Linked DNA regions of Homo sapiens: region 2 is linked to region 1. A link is an interaction called in ENCODE POLR2A ChIA-PET data of the cell type or tissue named here. Cell type or tissue: OCI-LY7. All regions are shown on one strand.

Region 1 (4,000 bases):
AGTAGCTGAGAATTCAAGCACACCTAGCTAATTTTTGTGTTTTTAGTAGAGATGGGGTTCCACCATGTTGCCCAGGCTGGTCTCAAGCTCCTGATTTCAAGTGATCCACCCTGGCCTCCCAAAGTGCTGGAATTATAGGCATAAGCCACTATGCCCAGCCTGTATTTCTAATTTAACTCTCATAACAATCTTATAAAGGTAGGTATTACAATTTTATTTCACAGATGAGAACAGGTGAGGTTTATGAATTCATAAAAATATGAATAATAATTGATTTAATACCAAAAATCTTCTCAGTGGCAGACTAGAGGGCTCAAACCCATGTTTACATCCAAACCATGCTCTTAACCAATATGCTATATAATCTCCCTAAATTATTTTATTAATAGTGTTCTGACTTTCTCTAATAATAAAATTACTGGTACTCATTTCAACAATTTCATTTCATCATGTACCACATGACAATTACTAATGGGAAAACATGTTTAAAATTGCATCTTTCTACTTTTAACATAGGACTATATTCTGATATGGATATGAATGATGGTATCTGAAGTTATACTAGTCTTCTATGTAGAGAGAAACTTGACTGAGATTTTACAAAAATAATGCCCCAAGTTTCTACTTGTGGTTAACTTTTATTATATAATTACACCAGGATGTAAGGAGACAGGAACCAGTTCCATCTTCCTCTCTGTTGTATCTCTATCACCTGTGTGGTGTTTGTCACATAGTAAGTGCTCAAAAAATACTGCTTAATGAATAAATTTTGAAGAAACAAGTGATTTTCCTAAACATATGCCAATTTAAAAAAATCTTTAATAGTCAATTGTCATCTGTCTGAGTCACTGGTTAACTCTTCTATTTATATAAGCAGCAACTAGTAAGTATTGATTGATTTATAGCTTGATCAACTAGCAGGATAAATATAAATTTGATTTTTTCAAAATTATATTCCAAAACAACAATATAGCCTATTATAGGCCAAATGGAATACTTAGACCCATTCCCCAAAAGCCTGCTCCTAAGGTGTGTTGCTAGCAACCTATTTACAGTACAACCAATATAGAAAAATAAGAGACGAAGAAGAATAGAACAAAAGACAAGAAAATGTCAGGAAATGGTAGAAGAAAATGAGAAAGAGAAATAATTTCGAAAATACCATCTCAAGATAAAAGAGAGGCAGTTTATAAAGAAACACCAGGTATGAATAAAAACCTAGGTTCTTCCAAGACATATTGAGTAATTATGTATTAAACATTTTCTCTTTCTCTCAGCTTCAATTTCTCATTTGTGAACATAAATATAGCCCTACATCATCTCTAAGATAAATTTTTCCATAGAAACCAACTCAAATGGCATCTGCTTCCTCAAACTTCTCAAACAAAAATCCAAGCGCTGGATATCTGGACAATTTTCTCTATTAATTCTATTGTCTTTCAAAACATCAAAATCTCTATATAAATAAATGAAACGCTCCCCTCCAATCTCCTTAAGCCACCCATGCTAGAAAGAATGAAACACTTAAGAAACTTTTTATAACAAAACTTCTAATAAAAAAGGAAATTAAAAAAATTAAAGCCTAAATTTGTACATAGAAATATGAATCAGCAACATATGTGAAACATTTGTTAGAAATGTAAATAGTTCATGCCTCCTGGGAATACATACTAACCTACACTCCAGAAACAGACTGACTATTTATAATCCCAATGCAGTATGCACTATTGAGGCCTACAGGGAAGGTTTAAAGCTGGATTTTTCAACAAGGCTCACAAGTCCTGAGGTTAAATACACATGAATTACGGATGTTTAATCCAACTTAAGATACCATCTTTTCATATTTAAAGCAGTTTCCCTTATACAGAAAAAATACAAAATACATGAGCTGGTCCTAACAGAAGCTCCTGCAGAGGTAATATAAAAATCCATTTTTTTTTTAACCATTTAAACTCACACCGTGCTGACTTTCATTTCCAATACATATAATATGTCCTGATAAAAACCAGGATACTTTTATGGAGCAAAAAAGCTGTAAAAACAAGAAAAACCTTCATATTTGTTACATATTTAAAAAAATTTAACAAACACTATTGATCAAATGTAATTAGGACTGGCTACATAAAATGCAAAAAAGGTATTTTTTTGTGTGTATAAACACACATAAATATGTATATACACAGAGAAATAAAACAGTTAAACAGTTTCTACCTGTTTTTGTGTACTTCCTTTTCAGATATTGTTCGCTTAGAGTCTTGGCCTCTGTTACTGTCTAACTTGAATTCACAAAACTCAATGGCTCATGGTTTTCAAAGCTTAGGCCAACGTTTGCAGAACAAAGTCGCTTTCTCTCTCTCTCTCTTTTTTTTTGGTGGGTACAAGTATGGGGACCACAGGAACAGTTAAATTCATGGCATGGCTGGTCTACCACACAGTCGGGGGAATTCTTTAAATAGAGCCTGTCACTCTCTTGGCCCATCAATGGGATTTCCTTCTCGAACTGCTGATTCGTTCAGGTACACAACAGAGGAAATTTCAGTTAACCTTTGTTTCACCCCAGGGAAAAATCTGTCTGAAAGTATAAAATGAATAGATTAAAAAAAAAAAATAAGCAGCTCAGCCACAGGGCCATTCTCTGAGTGTTCACAGCAGCTTAAGTTAAACAGTAAAAAGGGCAGTGGAATGTTTCATTCCCAATGGAAAATTCAAGCACAATATAGAACTTGGGAATCTAGTTAGTCAGAGTTTATTTTGATGACTAAACCAAACCAACTGTCCTTTCTGTTTTAATAAACTGGAAAATTTCCCTTCTGATAATTTTATAAGAGTCAGAATTGTTTTTCTCTTATATCACCATTATTACTATGATCTAACTGAGGTGCCTATAACAAAACTGCATACTAATTCTTCTCCCCAAAAAAGTGACTCTTAGAAATATTTTCAAATAAAAGTATATTATTAAAGTCATAATAGGAAAACAGGAAAAAGAGGGGTCAAATAAATTAGAGCCCTGTGAAATTCTCCCCTATTATTCTTTTCAAAATAGAAAATTCAAGTAAGAAAGGACAAAAGGAGGAGCCCACTTTTCCATTTTAAAGTTTTCTGTTTTCAAACAATAGGAGTACTTGAAGAGGCTATAGTTAGATGTAGATATGTAAAATCTTGGGGTATGGAGCAAAAATACAGAAAGTTTAATTTACAATTTGTTTTCTCCTGAAACTATGGGAACTTAGATTATATACATTTTTCTACAACAATGAACATAAATTTTAGGATGTGCTGGATAGACATTGACTACCTATCTTTATTTCTCCCAAATTATGTCTGAACTCCATGAAAGAGAAAAGTATTGTGCTGTCAATATTTTTCATACATATTATCCCATTACTATTCTTATCTACTGACTGCAAGCAACTACGCCAACTCAATATAATATCAAGAGCACACACGGGTATAAAAACAACAGAAAAGAAAACAATTGAATTTAATACCATCCTAAGTCTCAACCCAAGAGGAACTATTAGTAGTAGCATGATTGAGTTGCTTCAACACCTTTCTCCCCATCCCACCCCACCCCACATCTCCATCTGGCATTCTACTAATTTGGAGGCTACTCTTGCCTCTGGAACAAATGCCATTTTCATTAAAAAAAAAAAAAAAAAAAAAAGATTCAGGTCTTCTTGACTCTTTTCTTACCCCCTCACTCCCCCCGCCTTTTTTTTAAGCCAGAGCCAGGCTGGAGTGCAGTGGCAAAAACATGGCTCACTGATGCTTCCATGTAGCTGGGGCCACAGGAGCACACAATCACACCCTGCTGATTTTTAAATTTTTTTTGTAAAGATGGGATCTCATTTTGTTGCCCAGGCTGGTCTTGAACTCCTGGGCTCAGGTGATCCTCCTGTCTTGTTTAAACTTTTTTTTTTTTTTTTTTTTTTGAGACAGAGTCTCACTCTGTCTCCCAGGCTGGAATGCAGTGGCAGGATCTTGGCTCACTGCAAGC
Region 2 (4,000 bases), 280 kb after region 1:
ATGATAAATAGCTTTCACCATGAGACAGAAAATTGAAATCTAAGCCAAAAAAAAATCCACTAATGGGGGTCTATAGAATGTCAGATAATTAAAGTAATAAATCAAGAAAGGGATACTTATTCATAACATTTTCTGCATCATTAGTCAGTAAGTAGTTTTGAATGTGTTTTTTTCTTCTATCAACCAGCCCTTCTACAATTCTTTGTGCACTTGCAGTCTTGAGTGAAGATGTGGCAAAAGTTCCCAAACTTACTTTCTCTCTCTCTCTTGCTTCGATCTCATGAACTCTATGAACTGTCAAGGGCTGCCAGTGGGGTTTCCAGTGCTCGCAGGTGACGTCTGAGAGTGGCTGTGACCCGACAGAGTGGGAGTCATACTTCCTAGTGCTCAAGAGTTCAGAAATGTCCTTTGTCTTCCCTTCAAAGATTGTGAAATGACATGTGTCTATTTAAGGTGTATTATTTCTCCACTTGGGATACAGGAAACACCGCTGGTTAGCTGGGGGAAAAGTTATTGTACTATATAAGAAAGTGGGCAATGATTTAGCAAGTCTCTGACACTTCTGGTTGCCACAGTCAATCCTGCAGAATCACACCTCAGATTGTGTAACATTTCCACACTTTTGTTATTCCTTCTTTAACTGAGAACTTGAACTCACACGGTGATGGGGAATGGGCAGAGTCCTGGCCTCCAGTTCCAACTTTGTCATTACCTCACCCAGTAAAATGTAAAAGTTCTCTCACCTCCCTGAGCCTCAGTTTCCTCATTTGTGGGTGGAGGGGCACTAACCAGGTGCTCACTGAGGCCTCTGATCCTCCATGGTTGGCTCTTTGGATAAAGGTAAGACAGATTTCCTCCCTGCCATGAAATAATTCCTCATTTAGTAATCCCTTCAGAAAGTGTCTGCTAAGTCCCTGCGGTGCAGACCTTGGCATCAGAGGCCAAGCCTATAAGAAAGGGAAGACAAAATCCCCATTCTCAAGGTAAAGGGGGAATATAATGAAGAGAAGTTTGCAAGACAGAGATGAAGCTCAAGAAGAAGGGATGGGTGCTGTGGGGGCAGAAGGAAAGGAACCACCAGCTCTGCTGGGCTAGGGTGAAGAGGGTGAAGGAAGGCTTCCTGGGGGAATGTTTGTGGCTGAGATTTCACTTGTAGCTGACCAACTATTTCAGGTCACATAGCACTGAAAATCAAATGGGTATAACTGCTAATATTCTTTCATTTGGTTTAGAAGAATAATTCTACTGTAGGTCAGCAGCATGTTTTGTTCTGTCCCAGAAATTTTTAAATTAAACTACATCTCGCATACATATAGCCCCTTAGAGTTCACAAACTTACCGAGGAGTGAGGAAACTGAAACTTACAGAGATGAAATAACTAGCCCTAGGTCATGTTGCCAGTAAGTGGTGGGGCCAAAAGTGGAATCTGGGTCTTTTGAGCCTAGCGCAATCACAAAACACCAAAACGAATGTCATGGGCTCTGCCAGCAACATGGTGAGCTTTGGTTATATATGGTGGTTGTTGTTTAAAGTACCAAGTGACCTGGGATCTTCTTTCTTCCTCTGTTTTTTACATGTTAATACAGAAAAGGTTGTGGGATTTGCATAAATCTATTTTAAGGAGCTTCTTCTGGTGAAGAAAAAGAGAAGTTAACGATTTCTGCCTCTGTGTCTCTTAAGGAAGATGTGAGATCAAACTGAAATGTGAGAAGAAAGGCATGGCTCCCTCTAGGTTTGTAGGAGCCAGGAGCTGGATCTGCTCCAAAGGGAAGCCGTGAAGGGCTTCTCAGGCAGTCACCACCATTTCTAGTGATTTCCTACTCTTAAGAGTCAAAGGTGGCTCCACCTGCCTCCAGCTGGTTATAGCCCAAGGAAGTGTGTCTGAGATTGGTCTGTAGGTTTTAATGAATCAAAAAAGAATTCCCACAGCCCAGAAATGGCAATTCAGCTGTACAGCTGGAGAGGCCCCTGCTGATGGACTGGTCTCTCCCTAGGAATCTGGGGCCAGAAGTTAATGTGAAACTTGCACAAAAGTTGCCCCCCACCTCCCATCCAATTCTTATTCTTAGGAACTTTGAGACCTAGCCTCAGTCACAATAAGTCACCAACCACTGCCCCTATTTCTGGGCGGGGGAAATCTAGACTTTAAGTAAGTAAACCCAAGGCTAAGTTCTGGTGCCGCTGTTTATTAGCTAGATGACTTTGAATCACTTTCCCTGTGGAGCCTCAGTTTCCTTATTTGATAAATGGGGATAAATAATAGCACTCTGGGCTGTTGCAATCATCAAATGAAAAGTACTGCATTCATGTGAAGTATATTATTGCTCTTCATTGTTTATTAGTGCGAAGCAGATTAGTTATAGGGTTTGAGGCTTTAGTCTCTGGGTTCAAATCACCACTCTGTCTCTTTTATTTTTTATTTTTATTTTTGAGACAGGGTCTTGCTCTGCTGCCCAGGCTGGAGTACAGTGGCACAATCATAGCTCACTACAACCTCGACTTCCTGGGCTCAAGTGATCCTCTTGCCTCAGCCTCCCAAGTAGCTGGGATTATAGGCTTGTGCCACCACACCTGGCTAATTTTTTTTTAAAGTTTTTTGGTAGGTCTTGCTATGTTGGCCAGGCTGGTCTTGAACTCCTGAGCTCAAGTGATCCTCCCACGTCTGCCTTCCAAAGTGCTGGGATTACAGGCGTGAGCCCCGGCACCAGGCACTCTGCCTCTTATTAGCTGTATGATCCTGGGTGAGCCACTTATCTTCTCTGAGTTTTACCTTTCCAATAGGATTATCACATTTCCTAGCTTCTAAGATTGTTCTCAGAATTAAATGAGATAATGCCTCAATGCCTGGCACAGAGTAAGTTCTCAGAAAATGTTAGTTATTGTTATTGTCATAATTAATATTAAAATCAAATCGGGGGAAACTGGAAGGAGAAAAGGCAGCAAGAAAACTATAAAAAGAAGGGGCACTCTGCGGTTTGGAGTTTGTTAGCCGTGCGCGTGAGTTTGTGCTCAGGTAGTTGTGTTTGCACCCAAGGTTGGGTTGGGTGTGCAGGCAGGTGGTGAAATGCCTAACGAGTAGTTCAGGTTTTTTTTTTTTTTTTTTTTTTTTTTTAAGCACTGACTGTTGGTGGGCCCCGGCTCCCCTCTTTCTCCTCTCCATCCCCTGCTTCCTGCATCCATGGATAGGCTGGAATTTAAGCGAAAGCCCTTCCTGTCCCCGTGTCCCCGTGTTCCTTTCTGCAGGGGTCAGTCCTTCTCAGTGCCCACCCTTCCCTTTCTCCCCCCATCGCAGAGAACTGGGGCACACGGCCCGCCCGAGGCCTGCGCTCGTGGCTCAGGTGTGGCCGCCTCCGCAGAGCGAGGGTCCTCAGCGCCCCCTGCCCACCCTGCGCTCGCTCCCTCCCAGCCGCCCCCAGCCTCACGTGCGGTGACAGCCGGTCCGCCGCCCTCAGCCCTCTGCGGCCCTGACCGCCCGTCTTTCTCCGCGCAGTGTCCACTGGCTCCGTGACGCAGGTGTCCTCGGTGAGCACGGATTCGGCCGGCTCGTCGTACTCCATCAGCGGCATCCTGGGCATCACGTCCCCCAGCGCCGACACCAACAAGCGCAAGAGAGACGAAGGTAAGAGAGGCCCGCGCAGCCCCGTCGGGGATGCGCTCCACGGGGTCTGTTTCCGGCGCTCGGTCGCGGGTGGCAGCAGAGGTGCCCGCGAACACCCCCCTTACCTGCAGAGGAGCGAGTCCCCCGGCCCGCACGCTGTCCTTTTCGTGAACACGGGAAAGGGCTGAGCCCTCCGCAAGACAGACAGGCAGCAGGGTGAGACTGTGGCATTCTTGCTGGCCTCCCCCATGGTCACCCCTTGGATAGAAGCAGCGGGCCTGGCAGAGCCCTTGTGGCCTGAGCTTTGGCCTTTAAGAAGACCCTGTGTGCGTGCAGATATGCGGCCCGAGGGCAGGGTGTGCTGGGCTCCACACCCAAGTCCACTTTGTGGAGGAGCTTTGG

What was found. Peaks named below come from ENCODE experiments on the same cell type or tissue, not always from the same donor. Only the 100,000 strongest peaks of a DNase experiment are listed, where the experiment ranks them.
Region 2: POLR2A ChIA-PET joins it to region 1 with 5 read pairs; 4 of 35 experiments call an interaction of 5 or more read pairs at or near these places.

What each region holds. Positions count from the first base shown.
Region 1 is chr9:37,282,540-37,286,539 of GRCh38, reverse strand. All of the region lies in intron 2 of ZCCHC7 (zinc finger CCHC-type containing 7), which reads right to left. Among named protein-coding and RNA genes, the nearest start is that of LINC01627, 110 kb to the left of the region's middle. In OCI-LY7, no CTCF peak of the experiment used is centred here; DNase peaks (open chromatin) are centred at 695, 1,714 and 2,449; H3K4me3 peaks cover 2,640 bases; H3K27ac peaks cover 4,000 bases.
Region 2 is chr9:37,002,267-37,006,266 of GRCh38, reverse strand. PAX5 (paired box 5) reads left to right here. Exons shown (of 10, transcript NM_016734.3): 5 at 3,491-3,619. It overlaps LOC105376032 (a long non-coding RNA gene), which reads right to left. Exons shown (of 4, transcript NR_188579.1): 1 at 3,724-4,000; 2 at 3,423-3,567; 3 at 254-498. Among named protein-coding and RNA genes, the nearest start is that of PAX5, 30 kb to the left of the region's middle. RefSeq lists an enhancer at 399-448. In OCI-LY7, a CTCF peak has its summit at 1,777; DNase peaks (open chromatin) are centred at 1,606 and 3,647; H3K4me3 peaks cover 3,752 bases; H3K27ac peaks cover 4,000 bases.